5 separate regions of the Mus musculus genome follow, and all the other regions are linked to region 3. Evidence: chromatin loops called from intact Hi-C (ENCODE). Cell type or tissue: gastrocnemius. All regions are shown on one strand.

Region 1 (5,000 bases), 260 kb after region 3:
GAAGCCTGGCTGCTGTCACTTAGCTCTGCTCATCCCTGAGGGCACAGCATGCAGCAACTGTGGGAAGAGCACAGTACCAACACCAAGAGGGACATCAGGACTGTCCATCTGCCTGTGTGTACCCAGACTCACACAGCTTGCCTCTGCCATCTCTGCTGTCCTGAGGCGTGCTGTGTTCCTCGCCTTCTCTACCTTCACGTGCGCCTCAACCTTCGTGCCAGCTTGAGCATCACCTCCTCTGAGAAGGAACTTGTTAGTCCCAAACCCTCTTTTACTAAATGGCAGGAATAACTGATGGCTGAGTCCTACCCCTAAGTTGTCACTTGTCATTTTAGAATGGGACACACTGCTCTAGGCACTGTGTCCATTAGTAAGCACAGAGAAAGGACCTCCTATGTGGTCTCTTTTGTAGACACACAGACATATGAATGCATCTGGAAGCAAAGCTCCTTATCTAGTGTTTTCCTGGAATGCACAAGGTCCTGGCTTCGATTCTCAGTGCTGCAAATTAGACAAAAGAAAACACCCCAAATCAAGCAAGCAGGAAGTGCATGTGGTTATTGGTGTGTTTTATAAAAAGATAAGGGAGAGAAGGAATACATTTGGTGAAGGTACAGTCAGGTGTGGGGAAGGGGGTGCCTCTGTTGGCCCATCCTTTTCCCCTGAGGGACAAGCCACACATTGTTGGTATAGTATAGAATAGAGTTGATTTAGGGCATGACATGGGGAGGGGAATTGAGGGAGTAGAGACAGAGAAAGGCAGAGAGAGAAAGGGAGGGAGAGAGAGGGGGGGGAGAGGTGCGTTGGCCATGAGCACATGGGGGGATGGAGAGAGAGAGGGAACAGGAGTAAGGGAACAGAGAAAGAGTAAGAGAGCAGGAGGAGTGAGAGAGGAGGAGGAGGAGGAGGCTAGCAGCCCCTTTTATAGTGAGTCAGACACACTATAGTTGCCAGGCAACTGTGGGGCAGAGCCTAGACTAAAGGCCAACAGTTATCAGTGGGTTTGAGTGGAGAGTTTGAACAAGACTAAGAATATTGAGCTTGAAAGTGAGGCCAGAAAGGCAGGGTCAATGAGAACGCAAAGATATGAAAAAGATATGGGCAAAGATATGAAAGAATGTTAGCAGTGCACTAGGAGGGAGAGAACCTGTGGGTTGTTCAGTGTCAAACCAGAGTCAAATGCTAACTGAAGTGCTCATTAACATATCAAAGCAGACACGGGTTCTCCCAGCATCCCTCAGTCCCTACTTGCTACAGGGTATGACTAGTATCCCCTGTCCCCTACCCTAAACTCTTTCAGCCCAGGGCTTCCCGAGCTGCCCTTCCCTATATGATCTAACCAGTTTGGCTACCTGGCCCTTCCCTTTCATCCCCTGGCCTCTTGGTCTGGTTCTCCCTTCTCACATAGCTCAGGATCATGTCCACTCAGGACTCTCTTAAATGTCCCTGCTTCTGGCTACTCTCGCCCTTTATCTACAGTGAGGTTTTCCCTTCACCATACCTAGGAGCAGCCATGCCTTTTTTATTTTATTTTTCATTCATGGGTAAACATGAATACACTATTTATTTTTCATATTTTCTGGCTTTCTAATGAAAGATGAGTCATTTCCAACTCTTTATAGCGTTTAGCGTTGGCATAGAATTGTTCTGTATTAATGTGCTTAATGTTGAGTGAATAAACAAACACAGGATCTTCAATTTTCCAGCCCAGGAGGCAGCTCTAGTCCTGGAGCGCCCTCTAGTGACCAGACCAACTTAGAGCATCTTGTTTATACCTTGGGACATTCTTGGCCACTTCAGGTGACTTTGGGGGCAGTGGTCAAGTAGACAATAGAGTTGACTGTCTCCCTCATGCAAAGCATAGTGGCAGCTTCTTCAGGACACAGATAAAAAAGGAGTCCCAGTCTTCGACCCCATAACTCCAGATATCTCTGATTAGCTTTTCTTTCTGTTTTTGGTCTCCAGAGTCCTGTCTCTCCAATCTTTCTGGAATGTTGTGATACTGGGTTTGTGTGCTGAGCTGAGCTGTCCGGGGAGAATGTGTCTACTGTGTGTGTCTTAAGGGATTCAGGGCAGCACTGGTCTTCCAGGTCAGCAGGGAATCCTGCCCCACCCCTCCTCAGCATTTACAGTGCTAGCATCTGACCCACGAGATCCTATGGGGATTTGGGGCTGGTGCCAAGGCTGGGCTTGAATGAGATGGGTGTCTTAGGATTTTCATGGTCGTGAAGAGATACCATGACCCTGGCAACTCTTATAAAACAAAACATTTAATTGGGGCTGACTTACATTTCAGAGGTTTAGTCTATTATGGCGGGAAGCATGGCAGCGTCTAGGCAGATATGGTGCTGGAGAAGAATCTGGGAGTTCTACATCTTGATCTGAAGGCAGCCAGGAGGAGACTGGCCCAACACTGGTCAGAGATTGATCACCAAAGACCTCAAAGCCTGCCCCCACAGTGACACAATTCTGCCAACAAGTCCATGCCTACTCCAACAAGGCCACACCTCCTCATAGTGCCACACCTCATGGACTAGGCATTCAAACACATGAGTCTATGGGATCCAAACATTCTAACCACCACAATGGGAAAACTCATTTCCCTCTTCTCTTTGGTAGAGTTTCACTTCTCTTTTGAGGACTGTGGTGGCCTTGGAAGTCTCCTCTGGTATGGGAGATGCAGTCTCCAATAGCCATGGTTGAAGCTTTACCCCTGGGTTCCAAGTTCAGGCCATGACACTTGAGAACCTTCTTCTTTCCTAGGACTCTGCTTAGCATCTGGACTAGAGTAACTGTGCCATTAGAGCTTTCTTCCTAAGGCGCATGAGAGGGAACAGGAGTCTGCAGATAAGCCTGTGTGCTTCTCTGGCAGTGTTCTGTAGGGTCAGTCATACCTCCTGCAGCTTTGAACTGGTGCTAGGACAATATGAAAGTAATGTCTTCCCCTGTGACCTCCAACCACAGCCACAGTCTCCATCCCAGATCTCAGGGACACAGATCTCAGCGCATGTTCTCCACGTGTGAGGACAATAAGTAAATAATAGAGAAAAGTGTTTTCCTGAGTCCACAGGATGCCCAGAAGTCCTCCGCACAGCCAACAGAGACAAATGAGATTAGAAATCTGGACTCTAAAGAAATTGTCTTTCGCCAGAGTCAGAGGAACTGGACATAAGACTCCACATGGACATGCCCATCACTGGATGCCAGCCTGGCTGTAGATCTGAACCAGCCTTGTAGGATTTATTTGGATTCAAGAGGGACAAGAAGAGCTTCTGTAGCTTGCAAGTCAATCCCTGTGGAGTCTAGTGGGTGTTTGCACATATGTCTCCTGGACAATTTTTTCTGTCAAGTCCTGCATCCTAGAAGAGATGTTTGCTTGGAGTGACATCCTACAAGAGCTGGCAGCAAATAGAAGAGGTGGCTCAACAAGGCACCGATTCTGAAGTTGGGCTGCAAAGAGCCTGAGATTCTCTTCGGTCATTTCTTGCTCACTCTGGGAATGCAAGAACTGTGTTGTGAGCAGTGGTGTGGTGAAGTCTCTGTGGCAGAGGTCTGACTCTGACCTCTAGTAACAGCTAAAGAGGAACTGGCCCTGCTAGTCTGTGAGCTTGGAAGTCCTCCAAACCCAGCAAATGTTGAGGTGTCAGAAGCACAGGACAGCCACCAGGGGATCCAGGTAATGTTTGGGAGATATCAAGTTGCTTTAAGTTGGTGGACATTGTAGGATGAAGCTGTGACTTTTAAAGAAACACATTCTTAGTTTTGCACCAATTCTTTCCTTCTTCCTCAGTTCTTGCATTTTATAAAGATATGTTGACTATCTACTACACACTTGGCTAATATAGAATGCACTATACTATACTATAATTATTGAGGTGATGATATTTAAAGGACGCAGGCAAGTGACCCTGAACTCAAACTGCAGTAGGTTTTGTCCTAGGCACCCTCCACCTCACAGTCTGATCTCCTTAAATCTGCCACGGGACAGTCACATCTTCATTGACCTCCATTCTGCTTTGGAAGTGTCTGTTCCAGTTTGCTAAAGACTATCATGCAGTATACTGTTTGATTCTCACTGTAGTCTCAGGAGCTTGTGTTTATTGTAACTGTTAGCAAACGGGGAAGCCGAGGCCCAGGGAGATTCCTCTTTAAGAAGCCATTTTACTTTCCTTCGCTCCTTCTTTAGCTCCACATCTCCACCCAACTCTGAGAAAAAGGTTGCTCACTTTGCTCTTTCTAGTTCTTTAAACCTAGAAGAAATGGATCCTCTGTTCTCTTTTCACGTGCTTTTGAGTGGCCTAAGAAGAAACTTCTTCCTAGTTTGTTTCCCTATTGCCCCTCGTCCTTGTCTCTCTCCTCTTCTCTCTCTCTGTCTGTCTCTGTCTCTCTCTGGAAACAATGCAAGGTCAAGTCTGTTGGCTTCTGTTCTCGGGACATCCAGGACCATCCTTCTGCCTTTCTTGCTGCATCTGGAACTTCCCTGACCGCATTTATGCTCAACATTGAGCTCCCTCCCAGGCTCAGAGTCTTTTCGAGTTGGTTGTGGCCGTGTGTCATTCAGTGAGAAGAACGTGAACTTGTTCAGTTACACTCCCCACATCTAGGGTTGATTCACAAAAGGTCAGTGTTGCCACTTGATGGGTAGGGAGTGCGGGTGGGGTGGGGGAGGCTGGCTTCCTGTGACCTCACAGGGAGAGATCAGGAAATTAGAAAGGTAAACTATAAGGAAAGGCCTCTTACTTACAGGGAGGGTGAGAGTTCCTGGATCTTCTGTACCTCATAGGGGCAGAGCTGCTCCTCCTTGGCTGTCTCTGTAACCCCGGAGACAGACTGAGCATCTGGTCATAGCAGGAACCCGAGGGTTACTTGAGGAAAACAGCAGTTTCGTGTCTATACCCTAACCAAGCTGATCGTTGGCACCCTGTGTCAAATCAGTTATTTTTGGCTTAGATTTTGAGAAAAAAAATGGAGAATTCAGGGTCTGCACACAAAATTCAGGG
Region 2 (5,000 bases), 100 kb after region 3:
AAACGAAGACAAAGTAAATACTGCTCATATAGTAGATACTGTTATTGTCTCCATACAGATGAGGGCACTGACATAGGAAGCTTGAACACCTTGTGTCAGGTCTCACAACCTACACAGCAGGTGCTGGGATTCTAAATCGGATGAGTACTGTTTATCAAGTCATGTGCTCATGACCACACAGCTAATGCAGGACCTATCAGCCTTAGAGCACTTGCTGAGCTCCGAGCTGGTCTGACTGGAAGAGTTCCGAGTGTCTCTCTTCTGAGGCTGGGTAACACAAGCACTGACTGGATTTGAACGGAAGGACTTCGGGAAGAGCCTTTCCCAAAGGCAGAGACTCCAATGCGGGGATCCAGCCAAATGTCCAAATGGTCACAGAGAAAGAACCTAAGAGCATAGAAAAGGACGGGAAAGTTCCTTTCCCTGGTTGCATGGTTCTCTGAGCCTCATTTTCATTTATTTTTTGATCACTAAAACCTCAAACTAGTTCTCCAAGGTTCTTGCCTCATTGCCAAGTAATAAGTATGGAACACTGTGCTTAGCTGTTTTATGTAAGAGCATCCATGCCTGATTTCCTTCTGTTGACATAGAAAGGCAGCACAGGTATTGCTGCAGGGCTTAATGAAGAGAAAACACTCACAAGTTGCTCTTTAAAAAAAAAAACCTCAAAATAACTATTCATATTTATGAGGTGAATTGTGATAGTTGTAATACTATATACAATGTTTAATGATTGGATTAAAGTGATTAGCATACTTCAATCATATATCTCTTCTTTATGTCGGAAACATTCCAAAACCTTTCCTTCAGCTCTTTTGAAATATACCATAAGTTATGTCCCCCTACTGTGATGATAGGACAGTAGAATATATTCCTCCTGCACAATGCTATGCATTAGCCAGCCCTTCCCCAGCCTCGAGTCACGACCATCCCGTGCTCATTTTCAGCGAGATTGACTTTTGGCTTCCTCACAGGAGAGCATGCAGTATTTGTTTTTCCAAGCCTGGCATGTTTCACTTAGCATAATGTCTTCCAGACTCACTCATATAAAGCAGTCCTAGACAAGGCACTCAGATGGACCTTCTACGTTTCACAGAGTCCATGAGAAGAAATGGAGTATCATCCTGTCTCCAACTTTCCTCTCATCAAGACCATTTTTAACTTACTAATTCCTCGTCCCCCAAAGGCCTTGTGATTTGAGGAGCCAGAAAAACATTTGCCCCAGACACCCACATTTTCTAGTAGCAGGGTACTATGTGCATCGATGGAGAGGAGCCTCCTGGCCCCACTGTAACAGCATTCCTGAAGGACAAGTTTACTTGAAGGACTAATAGCCTCGTGGGTGTCCCTCCTCCCTGTCCAGCACAAGAGGTACCTGTCACAGATATGATTCTGGTACATGGTGTGCCACTAAGAAGGACAGAGGGGAGGAGACTCAACAACACTTTCACACACTGGAGAGTTCTTCCACTTCATCTTTATGACAGTCTCACCAGCTTACAGAGGAGAAAAACGAGGTTGGAAATGGCCGACTCAAGGTTTCATAACCTCTGGTTGGCAAGACTAAGAGAAAGAGCTAATCTGACTCCAAGTCTGTCCTCTAACCATTAAGAAATATGATCTGGCATTCACCTAGCCACATCCGTCCACTTAGCCCTCCCCCTCACCTCCAAATGGAAGTTTCCTCCCAGACCAAAGAGGGCTCTGAGCTTTGGTAAACTCTCTTGAGGCAACCTGCCCCACCCATCAGTGCTCTGCATGGGTCTGGCCTCCCCTTTACTCTAAAACACAGCTTGAGGTGAGCCTGCTACTTAATTGTTTGATGGAAGAACTTCCTTGCCCCGACCCTGAGCTATCCCACATGTAGCTGTACATCACTGTGAGGCAGGAGGACCCTAAGTTCCAGGCCAGCCTGGAGTCTGGAGTGAGAATTTATCTAAAAAAAAAAAAAAAAGCCAAGTACTGCAGCAAGCTATTTCAAGCAAAATAAACCAAACACCCCCCCAACACAGACACAGACACACACACACAGACACACACAGACACACAGACACACACAGACACAGACCACACACACAGACACACACACACAGACACACACACACACACACAGACACACACACACACACACACACACAGACACACACACACACACACACACACACGATCTCATCCTTCCCTCTACAAGCAACGGTGACTTCTGCAAGCCCAGAGGCATGAGTGCTCTTGGCAAGGTGGTGTTCGAGGCCTCACAGTTTCTGTGTTGAGTCCCAGTGTGTCCACCCCTGTCAATGTTGCCATTTGGCAGGACCAAGTGACCTAGTTTCTCCCCACACCCCTCCCCCCGCCCCCCTCCCCGCCAGAAGCTAGGCTGCAGGCTGTGCAGAGTTTGGCATCTGCGGGTCTTTTCTGCCCTCTGCTGGTCGCTAGGCAGGAGGCTCGCCAGGGCTAGCAATCCCACGTGGGTCTACTGCGGGGAACTGACTCGCAGGCCTATAAATGTTTGCTGAGTTAACTGAGTAAGAGGATTGTGTACCGTTCTAGGCTCTGGGGCCTAAGGAGGCCAGAGTCAGGACTGCTGCTCTGCAAACTCGTTACATTCAGCCAAACCAGGGCCCAATTCCCCAGTTGCTTTCCTTCTTTTTGCTTCCCCACAGGCTCCTCCTCTTCCCTCCCTCAAGGACTGTTGCCTGGCTAGGGAGAACTGAGTCAGCAAAGCCAAGTCAGTAAGTTGCCCCACCACCTGTTGCGTTACCTCTGACCAGTCCCTTAAAGCCATCTGAAGTCCCTCCTTGATTATCTCGTTTCCTCTCCGAGTCGTTGCTTCTGTTTTCTTGTGGCATCTTCAGAACACTCTTTTTACTTGCTACTGAATCTGTTCCTGACACATCTACTGGAAGTCCTGGCTCTGTCCCAGGTCATCACTCAGAAGTTTGATCTGTCTGCCCTCCTGGTGGCCTTTCAGAGCCTTCACTAGCAACTACATCTCTGAGACTTCCGTTTCCCTAAACACAAGCAGAAAGCCCACTCAGAGCCCTCTACTTTTGAGAGATTTGTCTTGATAAAGACATCTTAAAAACCAAAAAGTCTAGAAGACTCACAAAAGGACCACCTAGTGCTGACGGTTTTATAGGTCATGACAGCCTGCCACAGCAGCCCTCTGAGTAGTATGGTAAAAGAATTGGAGAGGCTTTTAATTTCTATGTATACTGTGTTTTCTATTTAAAATGTACGTACGGAGCTCTTTCATGTGCTGTATATCAGGGAATGAAATTTGTTATTTTGTTTTTAAACTAAATTTAAGGATGAGGAAAGTGGGGCCACAGAGAAGAAAATATTTCTCTGGTGATTATACAGGAAGAAAAAAACAATGATGCTCACACCCAACCTTCCAATCCCCAAACCTTGGGTGTTCATTCCAAGAACACTGCTGGCTCTGCATCTTGAAAAACGTGAAAGAACAGAAACCAAAACCTAAGTAAAGCAGAGAAAAAGAATCAAGCAGTCATGTGCTGTGTTTAACGTATTCAAACAACCGCATAAAGGATGGGCTATTCTTCCCACCTGACTTTCCACAGTTAGTATTCAAAACTACACTTAAGAGGCTGGGCCCACTCAGTAAAGCGCTTGTGGTGCAAACATGAGAATCTGAGCTGGGAACCCCAGAACCCTGGTAAAAGTCAGTCAAACCTGGCAGTAATAAGCTTAGTGTGGGGTGGGTGAGATGGGTGGAGATGGGCGGATCCCTGATTGTTAGCCAGGTACCATTTCCTGTCTGTTGTTAATGTTAAGTAACTGACTAGAAGCAATCTAAGGAAAGACTGTTTCATCTAGTTTACCCTTCCTAGTCACAGGACAACATAGAGGAAAGTCAAAGCAGGAACCTGAAAGTGAATTTTTTTCTTTTTCTTTTTTTTTTTTTTGTAGTGTTACATCTCAGTCCAGCAGGAACCATTGGACGATGATGCTCACTAGTTTGCTAGCTCACAGGCTAGTGCCTAGTTACATTTCTGTCTGTCTGTCTGTCTGTCTGTCTGTCTGTCTGTCTCTCTCTCCCCCTCCTTCCTTCCTTCTTTTCTTTCTTTCTTTCTTTCTTTTTTTTTTTTTTTTTTTTTGGTTTTTCGAGACAGGGTTTCTCTGTGTAGCCCTGGCTGTCCTGAAACTCACTCTGTAAACCAGGCTGGCCTCGAACTCAGAAATCTGCCTGCCCTCTGCCTCCCAAGTGCTGGGATTAAAGGCGTGCACCACCACTGCCCGGCTTTAGTTACATTTCTTATGTGGACGGATACCTCTTCCCAGGAAATGGAACCAACCATGGTGGACTTGACCCTCCTACATCAATTCCTAATCAAGACAAGCTTCTTAGACACGCCCACAGGCCGTCATGATCTAGGCAATTCCTCAGTCAAGGCTTTCCTTCTCAGATAACCCTGGACTGTATTTAGGTAACAATCAAAACTAATTAGGACTGAGATCCTGTCCTGAAAAATAAACTGGACAACTAACTAATACTGACCTCTGCCCTCCACATGTACACATGAGTGCCCATACCCACGTGGGCATGTGTATTGTATGACAAGCATGAGTGCGAATGCATACACACTTTAACTCTTTCCACACTCAACCCAACTGCAGAACTGCCTCAAGCTGTACCACTCTTGCCTGAATTTGTGCATATACCTTTGAGAATCTCTCCTTTTGCCTTTCATGTGGTACTGTGAGGGAGCTAAAAGAGAATTACCTCAGGGAATAGGAGTGGGAGAACATCCTTCAAAAGGCACTCTAGTATGATTATCAAAGTGTAGTCCAGAAACTGGTTCATATCTTGGCTCTGCTGTGTGACACAACCTCTCTTCTCATCCGGTCTCATAATCTGTTAAAAGTAGGTACCAGTTTCACTTCATTCATTGTTGCTGTTGAGGGAGAGTTTTTGTAGCCCACGGTGGACATGAGCTCCTGATCCTCCTATCCCTATGTCCTAAGGATCACGAACATGCAGC
Region 3 (5,000 bases):
TATTATTTCACAGTAAAAATAACCATGAAGTGAATTCAAGGGATGATTTGACCTTTTAACAATTGAGGAAACAGACAAGGGGTAAGTAAGGCTTTCTCGAACAACTAGAGGGCGAACTGTGGCCACAGCCTGGTTTCCTGACTTCCGATCCAGTGTACTCTCCACCACATTACAAGGCTCTGACAGAAAGGACCCCAGCCTTCTCTCACTTCTAACTTTCTTTCATCAATTCCTTGCCTGGAGCAGGAAGCAGGTATTAGGGGTGCCTAGAATTGTGCTAAACCCTGGGAACCTTCATAAAGGCTTGGTTCAGGCAAGGCTCCTTGTCTTGTCCAAGCAATCACAATGAGTCTTGGTGTGTCCACCTTCCAGTGATCCAGATGGAAGGAACCTGGAAGATGGGTAGGAGATTCAAGTTATTTAACAACAACATATTATGAATAAGATTACTCCATGTAGGCAAAGTGCCAGCTGCAAAACAGAAAGACTTGGTAAAGGGTCTACCCTCGGGCTCCCAGCATCATAGTTGGCAGCATAGTGTGTCCAGAGCTAACCTAAGAAGAGACAGATTCTTGGGCTTCATGATTATCCAACAAGATCTCAGATTTGAGTTGCTTCTCCAGACAGCTGCTCCCCTTTCTCCAGGATACTGCGGGAGGGGATCAAACCCATCAGGACTAATTAACTACTCTACTGGAATGAGCCTGCTTTGTTGGACCTTAGCCCAGGTAGGAGGAATATGTACTTTTCTAGATGGAGAAATGTGGAGTGCCAAGGAGTCATGCCAGCTGGGCCCTTCTCTCTGTCTCTGTCTCTGTCTCTGTCTCTGTCTCTGTCTCTGTCTCTGTCTCTCTCTCTCTCTCTCTCTCTCTCTGTGTGTGTGTGTGTGTGTGTGTGTACACTCCCCAGCCCCAGCTGCCTCCCACTGCCCAACAGCTTTGAGTAGAAAGACCTCTAGGGGACCCTTCCACTGGCTCTGCGTCTGTGATTCTTATGAACACACTCCTACATGTGGAGAGCACATGGGCCTCCATGTTTTCTCTGTTCTTGGTCCAAACCCAGCTGTAGCTCCTTCTCTCAGGTTCACTGCTGCTGCATAGGTCTGAAACCCTCGACAGGGACATGCCTAAGAAGTAGCCCCCAACCCCTCCCTGGCCTATGACTCCAAGCCACCGTTTCTGAAGCCCTGAGTCCTAACCCAGCCCGAGCTTGTGATCTGTGCATTTGCAGTCTCTTCCTCTTAGGAGGTGGGCCACCAAAAGGCCTCTAGAGTTCTCTGAGATTTTAAAATGAGCCCAATCCTGTCTGTAACCCTTGTCAGAACCAGTGTAGCTGATCTCCATATTGCTGGTAGTACTTTGGGCCGTTGTCTTACACACATTCTTCCTAGAACCTTCCCAGAACAGCTCTCCCATTCGATTTGGAGCCTAAGAGCCTGGGGTGAGAGCTGAATAAGACAATGAACTGTTGAGCAAACAGGCTCCCAGTATCCTCTGGCCCACCCTACTCATCCTGCACAGAATCAAAGACTTACTATATGTGCCTGGTGATGAGCTCTGATAAAGCAATTCAATTTGTTGGGCTGAGAGGGAACAGGGCATGCTGGGAAAGGATGCTGGCCCCTTGGTCTGCATCTGGAGGAGGAGGAGGAGGAGGAGGAGGAGGAGGAGGGGGGGGGGGGATAGGTCCCTGGCAGGACCTGTAATGCTAAGAGATGTGAGTACCAAAGGATATAACTTTGCCCTAATAGCTATAGGCTAGCTCCTTGGCCTGGGGCACCTTAGAAAAAAAGGATACCAAAGAAGAGGAGAAGTGATCAGATGACCCCTGTCACTTAAAAGAGGGAGACCACATACTGGCCCCAATGGGGAGAGACTTTAATTTTAGCCTCTTAATTTCCCTCTGGCTTCTGTAGAGATGGGGAAAGGGCTTCTTCAAGTGCCCTACAAAGGACACAGGAGCCCAAGAATTTGCATCAGCATCACTCTAGGTTTAAGCTTAGCCTTCTATCCTTATCCTTTGGCTACCCTCTTAATTCTAGCTGGGAAATTTACTGCATATGATTCCATAGTATTAACTGGCTCTAGATGCTCTTGACTATAGCAAAAAAAATCTTAGGGAAGAAAAGTAGAGAAAATACGAAGATGGGGATGAGGAGAAGCTTGGGGAACAAACATTTTTGGCAGGGACCGGGGCACGCTTGCTTAGGCTTGTAACTATCAGGATCTTGAGGAATGGACAACAAAGCAGGTAGTATCCTGGGAATGCTAGGTGGGGCTAAGGCCTGAAGTCTTGGAATCAACAGGAAATCCTGGACCAGCTGCTGTTAGGAACCAACAGTAAGGATCGAGTTCCTTAACTGGGTTGTCCCAGCACCACTAGGGGGCAGCACCCTCCCACACAGTAGGGCAGGGGGCTCGCCTCTTCTAAGCCTATAGATTTTGGAAGAAATTAGCCTTACCTCACACACAGAGCTGAGGACAGTAAAGGTTGGAATGCCAACCTTAGCATACGTATGCTTCCAGGGAATCTGGGAAAGACCCATGAAGCAGGTTTAGTCAAGACCTTTAGAATAAATAGTCAGTGGGAGCTGGCCAGGAGCCCTCCTCTTAAGAGTACCTTTAACAGGTTTTTCCTGAGCTCTTCCTGGGACCCCCTAGCTACACACTGGCTTTCTCCTCTACCTCTCTTCTTTCGTGGCTTCCTTTTTTTTTATCCTGGCAAGGTTCCTCCTCCGTGTTCCCCAGACGCTCATCCCCATCACCAGGACTGCAGGATGATGCACAGCCTGGACAGAGGCTTCCTGGGGCTGGAGACGAGGACTATTTTACTGACAGATGTGTGATCAGTGTCCAATGGATGCTCAATGAAGAAACAAATGAAATTTGGGATACCGTGGCCTGTTTCCTTCCTCTCTCCTACCAGTGCTAGCCATTTGTCTGTTTTCTCAGGCTGAAGAGTGGAAAGTGAAGGGAGACTTTTTTTTTTTTTTTTTTTTTTTTTTGGCCAGGACACAATCCTGAGAGGACTTTAATGTCATCATTACAGTCAGGACGTCAGTATCCTCTTGGTAGTGCTTCCTTCCTCCATCCAGTCCTAGGCAGTCCTCGATCTTCTCTGGGATCCAGACATGATGTAAGAGTAAGCAGGTACCCAAAGAGGCTGCCCACAGATGAGTGCTTCTAACTCCAGTCAAGATGGTGGAAAGGTCCGGTCCTCTCCTGCATGCTAGCACATGTCACCACAGATGATCATTTGGTCTGTTTGTTTGGTTGATTGGTTTGGGGTTTTTTAAAAGCCTCAATAATGATAAGACCTTTGTTTATAGACATCCCTTGCATTTACGTTGGACCTTTAGCCTCTCTCAAAACAGAAAAGCCCCAGCTGGTGGATAGTTTATTGTCATTTTGTTTGCCCAGTATGAATAGTGCTGCCCCTTCCAGAAAACAGATGGTACACACATGTAGTATCAGGTATGATGTGTCAATCACCTTGCACTTCTGTTTAAAAATCCTCCCTGTATCACCCAGAGTAACTGAAGCAGAGAGAGGAGGAGGAGATGGAGAGGGAATGTAGGTGTGGTTCTAGGCAAAAAAAAAAAAAAAAAAAAAAAAAAGCCCTAAAACTAATGAATCTGGAAATTGCTTTTGGGAGATGGCCAACAAAGTCTAATGCTTCATGTTTTGGATACGGCAGCTTCTCAATTACTTAGCAAATGGGTCCTCAGAGGCGGGCACTGTGGGTGTTATCAAGATGAAAAAACACAGTGCAGCCTAGAGGAACCCGGAGTCTGGGAGAGAAGTCAAGTGCAAGGACTGGGACAGTAATAGGACAGTAAGACAGCATGAGGCAGAGTATGGCACCTCCTAAGTTCCCTTCATTGCAACAGGGAGCCAGGCCTTCAACCTGATGATCTTAAGGGACACAAGGACACACTCATAAACCATTTCTCTACTGAGAGCAGCAGGTTTAGGACTTCTCTCCACCTAGCCCAGAAACATTTCTCTGCCCAAGGCCGTGCTGTCCTGGCTCCAAGGTGGAGGCTGTGGTGAATATGTCAGAGATCATAAATATCAAGATCGAGAGCATCCAAGACGCAGGATGGGGCCATGGTGGTCTGACCAGGTTTCTGGAGGAGGAGAGAAGGAGGCTCTTCCTTGATGTAGTCTTGCCATTCTATTCCACCCTGGCTTCCAGTCAGCCACAATGAAACAGTGAAACTGCAACAATACAACCAGCTTAGCTGTAAGGGATACACAGGTTAGACTCTGCGTGAGGAGGTGCAGAGAAACAGACAGGAAGAGAGAGAGGTTAGAGGTCAGGGGTCGGGAGCGCTCAGGTGTCACCAAGGGCTGCAGTGGGTGGAGCTGAGGGCTACGGAGAGGCGGGGAGTGGGGCCGAGAGGGGATGGAAGCGGAGGCGCGCAGGGGCGGCGCGCGACGCTGGGCACTGGCTGCTAGCGGGTTACGCGCCTCCGCTGGGCTGGGATGCGCGGATGAAGGCTGAGCTCTGCTGCCCGAGCTCCGCAACGCCCCAGGTCGGCCTTGCGCCTCGCAGCGCCGCGCCCACCCCGCCCCGCGGAGGGTGCGCCCTGGTCAGGCGAGGCCGAGAGGAAAAGGCGCCACTTGGAGCGTCGCATCCTCTGTCATCGCGGGAGGGAGTCGCAGAGCCCTTTGAGCCCCATTCCTCTGGCGCCCAGGCGCTCCCTTCCCTAGACCACCTCGCGCCCGCCCCTAGCAGGGAGCCAAGGCCGGCGCCCCGCCCGGAGATGGGCAGACGCGCAGATGGCGCGGCTCCCGGCGGCGCCAGATCTCAGGAACCCGGCGCCGGGGCGCTGCGCTGAGGCTCCCTCTTGGCGCGGCCCAGGAAGCCTGCAGGTGTCCTTGGCCATTCGGCCACCGCCCGGGACACTCCGCCAGCACCCGGTGCCTGGCTCTTCAGAGCAGCCCCGCCCTCCAGGCTCTGCGCCGCGCAGGACGCCCCGTCTGAACCCCCCCTCG
Region 4 (5,000 bases), 83 kb after region 3:
TTTAAAGGGTTAATAATTTGATTATAGTAAACAATACACAGAAAGTAATACCTAGAGAGCTGGTAAAGTACACATTCCTTTTGGGTACATCTGTGCACAAGAGCTTGGCATATGAGTCAGTAGACTGGGAGGGGAAGAAACATTCTCATGGAAGGCAGGCATGTCCAGTTCTCAGGAAAAACAGCTAGAACAAAGGACAAAAAACGAAGAGACAGAGGCAAGCTGAAATCTCTTTCTCCTCCTCCCCTGGAGCAGGGCAGCACTCTCCTCAGAACAGTGGGATCTGCAGCCTTTGGACTCTAGGACTTGCATCAGTGGTCTCCCGGGTTCCCTGGCCTTCAGCCTCAGTCTGAGAACTTGTCATGCACTTCCTCCCTTTTGAGGACTTGGACTGAGCTGTGCCACTCCATCTCAGGTCTCAAGCTTGCAAATGGCTTATCTTGAAACTTCTCAGTGTCCATAGCCACACAAGACAATGAATTCCTTTACTATGTCCACTCTCATAATATAGATATGCAGCCTATTAGTTCTGTCTCTCCTGAGACACTAACACTCACCAGTGTCCTGTAAGTCCATCCTTCTCACATTTACTGACCTACCATCTTTGGCCCCGTATCCCCACTGTCTTCTGTTCTATGCCCTCTAGTAGAAATCCTCGGACCCACTGGGCCTGAGTTGCTGTCTGTCTCTTTCCTGCCTGGAGTTGCCTTTGATCTTACCAGCTTCACCCCGCTTGAGTCCTCCTTGAGGCAAACAGCTGCAGCCCGGGCCTGGGCCCTATGTTTCCTTCCCGGAGTTGCTTAGATCTTGGTGGGGGCATTTTATTCAGGCTCCTGGGGGAATGGTGAGGGGCTCTGGAACAGGAAAGTGATGAAGCTAATGAGCCAAGAAATGTTCCTTGTGGTTTGGAAAACATCAGTCCCCTGGCTCAGGCCCAAAACAATCATTTTAAGGTGTTTTGGGGGAGATAGTGAATGGAGAGCAATTTGCTGTTGGTTTCTGCCCCCAGGCTTGCCTGCTGCAGACAGGATGGGCTCATGATCTGTAGAAGCAGAGCTCACCCAGAAAAAAGTCGGGGCTGCTCCCAAAGCCTGTGGCTAAAGAAGCTCTGGACTAGGAATGAGTGCATCAGGGAAGCTACTGGCCATTTGGGGGTTCCCAAGGCCTCCTTCAGACACAGAGAGATGGGAAAGGGACATAGCCTTTGGTCAAGAACCTATAAACTGGGGAAGACAAGAAGGAGGCCAGAGGAATGAGAAAGGGAGCATATACACAGACAGGCACATCCATATCCCTGCCTGCCTCCCTCCCTCCCTTCTGCCCTCTCTCCCTCTCTTCCTTTCTCCCTTTCTTCTCTCCCTTTCTGGGTCTGAGATGCCAAGTCCCCATAGATGAACCAGTCACACACCCCAGTCTCAGCCACAGTTTCCCCACCTTCAGCCTTTCAGAGAAGGGCTGGAATCTCTGACTCTGGTATTTCCACCTATGGGCTTCCCAAAGCAGTGCTGGCTTTGGTTGTTGCTGCTATCACAAGAACTAGTTATGAGTTTAAAAAAACCAGAGGAATCTCCTGTTGCATGAGCTAGGGGCTGTCCAGCTGCTCTGACCAAGGCTAGATTCCTACTCAGAATGACCCTGTGACTATCCTGGAACCTTTGGGCCAGCCTGGGTGACAGGGCAGAGGATGAAGACACATCTGGCTGGTCTTATCCACCCCCACCCCCGCCCCCAGTCATTCACACACTCAGAGCCACTGTGAATGTCTTGCGATTGAGCCTAATTAAGCCATCTGCCCACATTAAATGGTAAATTATCTCAATCACTCTCCAGATCCCAGAGGAGAGAAAGATAAAAGGGAAATGGCATCCCTGGTGGATCTCAGGATCCTGCCCTGCCAGGGATGGATGAGTCCTCCCTTGGGGTGAGCCAGCCTCCAAGTGTTTACAAATCCTTGTGTATCCTCAAACTCTAGCTCACTGCTTCCTTCTCCCGCTAGGGGGAGCAGCAGGGCTCAAATTGGCTGTGGGTCAAAACCGGATTGCAGAGGTGGTTTCCTTCTGGGACGCTTAGGATACATTCAAATGAGCCTCCCTCGGTTGGTTCTCAGGTCCCAGTCCAGGAAGCTGGGCTTTCACTGAGCTTCCCTGGATTTTCAGGTCTGTGCCCTGCAGTCAGGCCTTCCTCTCTGCTCGGCAGCTCTGCTGGGCCGTGGCAGCAGTGTGGCCAGAGCTTGAAGGATAGAGTGATCTCCTTCTTGGCATCTGTTGGTGGTAGAGGTGGGAGAATCTCCTTAGCGAGTTTACTGTGGACCAAGAGACAGCCCTTGCCTGGCTTTGCAGCCCCAGCCATTAGACAGAATCACAAACATGCTTGCAGTTGCTCAGGTTCAAGAAGTATTGACTATTGACTTACAGTTACCAAACTCCTAAGAGAGTGAGGAGCCCAAGGCAAAAGTGAGACGGCAGACAAGTACCAGGTGTCCTGTCCTTCTGAGGGGGTCAGCTAATCCTGAGAAAGTTGCTTTGTGATTTGAAAACATGGGCTAGAACTATCCTGGTCGCTTCCCCCAGGCAGAACTGGAGACACAATGACTGAGTTCTTGGAATACCCGATCCAGACTTCCAGTTGCCGTGCCCTTCCCTCAGGCATACATGAGCTGCTGATCCTCCAGAAACTGTCTATCTTCCTCTCCCTTGCTTTGGACTTGGGTGTCTCTCTGTCTCTTCAGTATGCATCACACACCATTGTTTACAGTGGCTCCTTTCTAGAAATGACTAAGTGCGGCCATTATTCATGAATTCATAGCAGTTTTACTCTTTTGAAAATGACTTAAGCTGAAGGTTCTGGAAATGGCTGGAGCTCCCTAGATACACAGTATCCTAATGAGCAGTGAGTCAGGCCATCTGATCCCAGACAGGACTCTTAGGTTGTCACGGGACGGGACACATTTGGGCCTCCCCTGGAAGCTTAGCTTAGTCTCTTGCTTGCTGGGTTACTTCAGTGAGTCTTAGTGCCCTCGGAAGCTGTGGATTGATTATCTTTAGAGAGCTGTGAAGATCAAAAGGGACTGCCAACTGCCAAATGTTATCTCAGCTATCAGAACAGACTGTGGCCTCCTAACAGTGACTATGTGATCAGTCAAGGACTTCAAGGATGACCTCACGCAGTCTTGGCTCATTTATTGAGGTGCCTAATGCATGGCAAGCGTGGTAGTCACCCCAATAGATGGAATTCTTTTAAAGGGAGAATGAGAATTGAGATAAGGTCTCATTTTAGCCCAGGATAGCTTAAAAGTCACTATGCAGTCCAGGCTAACCTTGAACTAGCTCTATCTGTCCTGAAACTCACTAAATTTAGCCACCAGATTGGCTTCAAACTCATGGAGTCCTATTTGCCTCTTCCTCCCAAGTGCTGAGATTAAAAGCAATAATAATGTGAAAGGTAGGCTTAGGGCCAGGGTAAAGGAGTTACCCACTAACCTGAAGAATAAACTTTCAGAATGTAAATTACAAACATCTTCTCACTCTTTAAGCTTGGAGAAGCCAATGATCTTTCTGTAATGTTCCGGGCTCTCCGGGCTCTTGTCTTCTCGGAGCAAAGACTCGGTGAGGATCAAAGACAGTTTAAGTAGAAGCTTGTTTAGCAAAGCTAAACAAAGCAGACACTCCAAAGAGAAACTGGAGTGAGCCTTTCCTGCTGTTGGGTTTTGTGTTGTGGATTTTTAAAAAAGAGATATTTATGAAGAATATTCATGGGGTAAGAGGACCTTTTTTTCTCCCAAATCAGGGTGGACTTGACCTCCCTTTTAAGGTATTTCTTCCCATGGTCCTCAGAATGTCAAACTACAATGCAAGTGATAGGATGATAACAGCAGCCTTTTAAGTATGCAGACACGTGGTTCTTGCACATGTGTGAGGAATGCCCTGGTGCCTTAGTGTGTGGTACAGAAGGAACAACCTAACTATAACTTCAAGGATGTTTAAGTACAAAAGGTGCATTCTGACAACCAGGAGACAGAAGATACCAAGATCTAGCTGCAGTTTTCCTCAGCTGCTTCATTTCTAAGTTCTTCCCTACCTGGTTATTAATTGTGGAATATAAAGTCAGAATGCTAGCTAGCATCATGCACATAGTAGGCACTCAGTGCATAGTTGGAAATATATGAATGAAAGGCTTTTAAGTAGCAAAGTGGTATGAGTGTGTTGTGAAAATATGGATATGTTTGTATGAGCCTTAAGGATGCAATTTAAGGGAGTTGTTGACTATAGACTTTCATCATCTCTTTGAGATGGCCCCTGCAGGGACAGAGTATTGCCCGAGCTTTTGTCCCCGCCGGCAAGAACACACTCAGGACAACCAGATTCTTCTGCAGCAAAGCTTTTATTGCTTACTTATCAGGAGGGAAGACCCCGAACCGGGAAAATGGTGCTGCTTATATAGCCCGCAGCGTGATGTTTCAGAACCTGATGTGGCGTGACAGCTCCTGATTCGTTGCTCGCCCATCACCCCATTACTACGCCACGAGATGGGCAGTGACTAGGCGTGAGTTCACTCTTGCACTTGCGCATAAGGCTTGTTTGCTAGTTAGGCGCAGTGGAAGCCAGCGCCATCTTATAATGGCGATTGCTCACGGCATGCACGCGATTGCTCACGGCACGGCTCTCCACAACAGAGGATATAGATGATCCTCTTTTGGCTGAGGGACATTATGAACAGCAATGAGCAGAAGTAACACACACACACACACACACACACACACACACACACAAAACTGATCTCAGTTATACAAAGGTCAAAGGGACAGGTTCAACCGTGCTCCTGGGCCAACCTTAGAGATTTGAAAGGCAGGTACATCAGAAGGACAAGAGGGGACTGTAAGGTGTTAATTATTTTATTTTTATTTTCTGTGTGTATGTGCAAGATGTAGATATGTGTATGTGCATTCATATGTTTACAGGCACACATATGTGTGTGGGTGCACAATCGTGTGTGTGTGTGTG
Region 5 (5,000 bases), 61 kb after region 3:
CCTAACCCAGAAACCATCATTGTTAGCCACTTGCAAATCAAAATTAGGTTTTTTCCCCTTGTTTTCTCCAAAGAAGTCTCACTGGGGAAATAAACTACTCTTAAGGATAGACCCCATGCCCAATAGAGATGGCCAACACAAAATGATCTCAAGGACATCTTGGGAGGTTCACTGTCTCGTAATGTTAAGTCAGGGTTGTTGTTTTTTTTTTTAATTTTATCTTTTGGGTATAGCTTCCAGTTTTGTGGGGGAATTCTTCAGTGTGTGAACATGTGTCTCTGCATTCATTTGCTTGCAAATTTCATGGTGTTATATTTTTTAAGGACTAAATAATACTCCATCGTGTAAATGCACCAGTTTCTTTATCCACTTTTCCATTGAGGGATAGATAGGTTGTTTCCAGTTCTTGCTATTATGTAGAGAGTGAACGTGGCTGAGCAAGTGTCTCTGTGGTAGGATGAAGTATCCTTTGGGTATATTTCCAAGAGTGGTATAACTGGATCTTGAGGTAGATTGATCCCTGTCTTCCCGAGGAACATCCACACCGATTTTCACAGCGTTTGCTCTCCCACAGCAAACTCTTACTCCACATCCTCACCAGCCAGAGCTGTCGCTTGTTTTGCTGATCTCGGCCATTCTGACAGGTTTAAGATGAAATCTCAAAGAAGTTTTGATTTGCATTTCCCTGATGACTAGGGATGCCAAACATTTCTTTAAGTGCTCCTCAGCCATTTGAGTTTTCTCTATTGAGAATTCCCCTTTTAGATCTGTACCCCATTTTTAATTGGGTTATTTGTTTTCTTGATATCTAGTTTTTAAATTTTTTATGGATTTTGGATATTAGCCTTGTATGGGGCATGTAGTTTCATTCTATAGGCTGCCAATTTGTCCAAATGATGATATCCTTTGCTTTACAGATTTTCAGTTTTATGAGGTCCCACTTATTAATTGTTCTGAGTGCCTGTTTTAATGGTGTTCTGTTCAGAAAGTCATTTCCTGTGCCGATGAGTTCAAGACTGTCCCCCACTTTCTCTTCTATCAGGTTTGGCGTATCTGGTTTTATGTTGAGGTGCCTGTTTGTACTCTAATGAGAAACAGAAAAGGTGTGGATAAGAATGTAGAGTGTGGAGCTAGAGAGATGGCTCAGTGGTTAAGAACTCTGACTGCTCTTGTAAAAGTCCTGAGTTCAAATCCCAGCAACCACTTGGTGACTCACAACCATCTGTAATGGGATCTGATGCCCTCTTCTGGTGTGTCTGAAGACAGCTATAATTATACTCAAATATACACAAAATAAATAAATAAATCTTTTAAAAAGAGAGAAAGAAAGGAAAGGAAGGAAGGAAGGGAGAGAGAGAGAGAGAGAGAGAGAGAGAGAGAGAGAGAGAGAGAAAGAGAATGGGCGTGTGAGGCTTAAGAAGCAGACCACAAGAGCCACACTGAGGCCAAAAGTTGAAGCTTTATTCAGGCTCTGAGCTTCCAGGCTGTTCCCAAGTGAAAGGAATGTAGCACCCCAAGAAGGAATCTGAATTTTTATAGGGTGCTTCTAGTTGGGTGGAAGTGTGGCAGGAGACTATTAAACAGAAAAAGACTACAGCGGGTGGGGGAGGGCACTCTAGTCCTTAGAATAGCAGGAAGGTGTGGCCAAGCTGCTGAGACAAGGGATCAGCAGACTTCTGAGAAGTGAGGACCATTCTTTTTCCAGTTCTCTGATAGAGCTAGATTCCACACCAGTCTCCACTTTAGTGTCTTAAGTGACTCCATCTTGGACCAAAAATCGCAAGTCTCAATTTTTTAAACTGTGGTGCTGACTTCATCTAGAGCTTTATAACTGAATGTGGGAGTGTCTTCAAACTTAGGGCACAGTAGCACATATAAGCATGTAGACATACATTTTTTGCAACCTACTTTTAATAAGGGTTCAACCTCTCCTCTAGTCCATCACCCAGCAGAGGTAGTGGAAGAGAAGAGTTATTAGGATATGGAGGGAGTGGACCTGTTAAGCAATAATTCTTTGGGGCGAGCTTGATCTTCTTTAGTGGCAGGCAGTTCAGTCCCATAGTAAACACCAAATACAACTCAGCAGCTGCAGACCGGCCCTGTAGGCAGGCAGATACCACAGATGAACAGGCAGCTACAGTCCAGTCCTTTCAGCAAGCAAACAGCTGTAGTTCAATTCTGAAGAAACCACCAGGCTCCCTAACAGGCCTAAGGCAAGGCCACTGAAGCGGCAGACTGCTGTCGGAATTTCATGAGCAGTTCTTGGGTGAGTTTCAATGGCGGAGTTACCAGAAGTTGAGCTCAACAACGCTATGTTAGGCGGACTAATACATGCATGTTGTTAGTGATGAAAAGTAATGAGGCAGAACAAACCAATGCTTAGTGCCAGTCTCCCACTGTCTGTGGGTTCATATTTATACTCCTCCGTCCCAGGTCTTTTCACGTGTTTGCTATATCCAAACATGCTCTCACCTGTGTCTGCTTCAGGAAAACAGTCTTTCACGTGTTTGCTTTAGAAACACATCCTTTCACCCGTGTGCCTCAGCAAACCATCATTTGGCACAACTAACTTTCCAAAGAAACTAGAAGTTTCCACTTCATAAGCACACGTGTACACCCATACATACAAACATGCATATAGATGCAGGTACATAGCACACACGTACCCATGAAAAGGTAGAAAATGCCCTTTGAGCTATTGACTTGAATTTCACCAAAATCATTAAATGATTTTTGGCTTGGGATCAGGACAGAATTTCCAACCGTTTCTGAAATGGCCATTTTATATTACATATTGATACGAATCCGTGCCCTTAGCATTGACAATTATAAAATCAAAATGTTGACCAACTCAGGAAAATGTAGATTTTGCTCAAACTCTGCAGCATGACATACTCAGCCAAGATTTAATTCTTTGTGAAAAGTTACTTGTTACAATAGCATGTCCCATTACCTCTACCTGACCATCAAACCACACAACTCCATGTGGTTCCCAGCATCCAGAACATAGTCCTGTGAACAACACAAACTGCAGAAACGTGGTGAGTCTCATTCAGAAACATTCATTGGTGGCACTGTGATGTCTGGTGACTTCATTCGGTGACCTGTTTGCATCTGTCACTTGCACATTTTTCTAATGTAGAGGGGGTGGCTATGTGCTTGCAAACCTAGAATTGTTGCCCTCCTGGTGGCAGAGGGGACATGTAGGGTCAGGAGGCCTCAAGACATCAGTGCTCTGGAAACAGCCAGCTACCATGAGCCCAGGGCCAGATGTTGTCTCATCCCGTAAGTAAGAGTTTCAGTAACAATAGCTATTTTAGGCCAAAAACCACATAGTGATGTTCTGGGAGATTTGTGTGCATGAGGTACAACTTAAAAATATACAAGAATGTAAGTGTTTTTCTCCCCCTACACCTGCTGGAGAAGCATGTCCACACATCTAGGCTAATATTAGGGTTGTTTATTTTCTGATGCTGACATCTTCTTGGCCCTCTGAGATTGCTGCTGGAGATAGAATGATTGATGTTTGCCTTGGCACCCTTGAACCAGTAAGGATTACCAAGGGTAAGAAGGAACGTGTCTGGGCAATGCAGACAGAGAGACGCCCAGAAATATGCACACTCCTCCAAGTGGGGGCATCATCTGACCCACAGTTATTTCTGGGGTTCAAAGTGGTCCTTACGTAAGGAAGACCAGCCTCTAGAGGGAAGTGTTTTGGGTGGAGAGCTGACAGGCTCAAGGCTCCGGTTTTAGTCATAGAACAAGAAATTATTAAGATGGTTTGGTGGTAGCCGGGCAGTGGTGGCACACACCTTTAATCCCAGCACTTGGGAGGCAGAGGCACGTGGATTTCTGAGTTCCAGGATGGTTTGGTGGTACAGGTGCTTGCCCTGCATACCTGGCAATCTGAGTTACATCCCAGGAACTCACCCCCATGTAGACATAAAGGTAGAAGGAGCCACTGTCCAACTGTCTACTGCTCTTAGCTCCACAGTTTTCCTCTGATTTCTATGTCTTCTATGACATATGCCTACACACACACATACATTAAAAATAAAAAGAAAGAAATAGTCTTACATTGGAAAAACCACTTCAAAGCACATTCAGTTTCAGGCTTAGAAGGCAACAGTCCCTTTTTTTTTTTTTTTTTTTTTTTGGTTTTTCGAGACAGGGTTTTCCTGGCTGTCCTGGAACTCACTTTGTAGACCAGGCTGGCCTTAAACTCAGAAATCCACCTGCCTCTGCCTCCCAAGTGTTGGGATTAAAGGCGTGTGCCACCACACCTGATGCAACAGTCCCTTTTAAAATAATTTTTTTCTTCTTCTAGTTTTGGAGGAAGGGGGCATTAGAAAGCCCTTCCCTTTGGGGGCATCTCTTTACCGGGTTGGCTTTCCCTTTGGGTACAAAGCTCTCCAAGTCTCCTAGTCTAGTGGGTAGGAAAATAAATCTCTTCATAGTGGCCCTTGAGACCACCGAGTCAGACAGAAGTCCCTGAAAGGAACTCTACATTCAATGGGTAGGAAAATGCCCCTTCTATCCCTTGAGAACTCCATTCTGGACCTATGAGTAAACAGAGTAGAGAGATGAACACAAGAAGAGGTTTACAGGTTTGTTATATGCACAGGGATGCCACAGAAAAGGAAAGTGAATACCCAAACCTGAGCTCATCTAGAAACTTATGCTCTTCTTCCTAGAGAAGATGCAGGAGGAAGGGAGGTGGAAGAGGGAGGGAGATGGGGGAGGTAGGTAGGTGGGAGTGGTAGGGAGGTGGAGGAGGGAGATAGATGGAGGAGGGAGGGAGGTGGAGGAGGGAGGGAAATGGAGGAGTGAGGGAGATGGGGGAGGGAGGGAGATGGGGGAGGTAGGTAGGTGGGGAAGGATGTAGATGGAGGAAGAAGGGAGGTGGGGGAGGGAGGTAGGTGGGAGAGGTAGGTAGGTGGAGGAGGGAGGTAGGTTGAGGATAGAGAGAGGTGGAGGAGGGAGGGAGATGGGGGAGAGAG

Evidence for each region. A loop is a pair of places that touch in the nucleus more often than their neighbours do. Peaks named below come from ENCODE experiments on the same cell type or tissue, not always from the same donor. Only the 100,000 strongest peaks of a DNase experiment are listed, where the experiment ranks them.
Region 1: it touches region 3 in a loop (3.0-fold over the local background); 15 of 42 quality-filtered maps call a loop at or near these places.
Region 2: a loop joins it to region 3, with 8 times the contacts of the local background. A loop is called at or near these places in 39 of 42 quality-filtered maps.
Region 4: it touches region 3 in a loop (3.0-fold over the local background); 9 of 42 quality-filtered maps call a loop at or near these places.
Region 5: it touches region 3 in a loop (4-fold over the local background); 3 of 42 quality-filtered maps call a loop at or near these places.

What each region holds. Positions count from the first base shown.
Region 1 is chr3:107,202,928-107,207,927 of GRCm38, reverse strand. No RefSeq gene overlaps it. Among named protein-coding and RNA genes, the nearest start is that of Cym, 16 kb to the left of the region's middle. In gastrocnemius, no CTCF peak of the experiment used is centred here; DNase peaks (open chromatin) are centred at 1,738 and 2,223; H3K27ac peaks cover 1,069 bases.
Region 2 is chr3:107,354,753-107,359,752 of GRCm38, reverse strand. No RefSeq gene overlaps it. Among named protein-coding and RNA genes, the nearest start is that of Gm35700, 7.6 kb to the left of the region's middle. In gastrocnemius, a CTCF peak has its summit at 2,432 (motif pointing left); DNase peaks (open chromatin) are centred at 2,393 and 2,738; H3K4me3 peaks cover 393 bases; H3K27ac peaks cover 2,573 bases.
Region 3 is chr3:107,459,736-107,464,735 of GRCm38, reverse strand. It overlaps a transcript of Kcnc4 not described here. Among named protein-coding and RNA genes, the nearest start is that of Kcnc4, 3.3 kb to the right of the region's middle. In gastrocnemius, a CTCF peak has its summit at 2,386 (motif pointing right); DNase peaks (open chromatin) are centred at 2,384, 4,515 and 4,754; H3K4me3 peaks cover 1,008 bases; H3K27ac peaks cover 1,176 bases.
Region 4 is chr3:107,376,590-107,381,589 of GRCm38, reverse strand. Gm40120 (a long non-coding RNA gene) reads right to left here and starts at 781. Exons shown (of 3, transcript XR_867555.1): 1 at 720-781; 2 at 52-184. In gastrocnemius, a CTCF peak has its summit at 1,986; a DNase peak (open chromatin) is centred at 1,993.
Region 5 is chr3:107,398,782-107,403,781 of GRCm38, reverse strand. No RefSeq gene overlaps it. Among named protein-coding and RNA genes, the nearest start is that of Gm40120, 20 kb to the right of the region's middle. In gastrocnemius, no CTCF peak of the experiment used is centred here; no DNase peak of the experiment used is centred here; H3K4me3 peaks cover 205 bases; H3K27ac peaks cover 2,911 bases.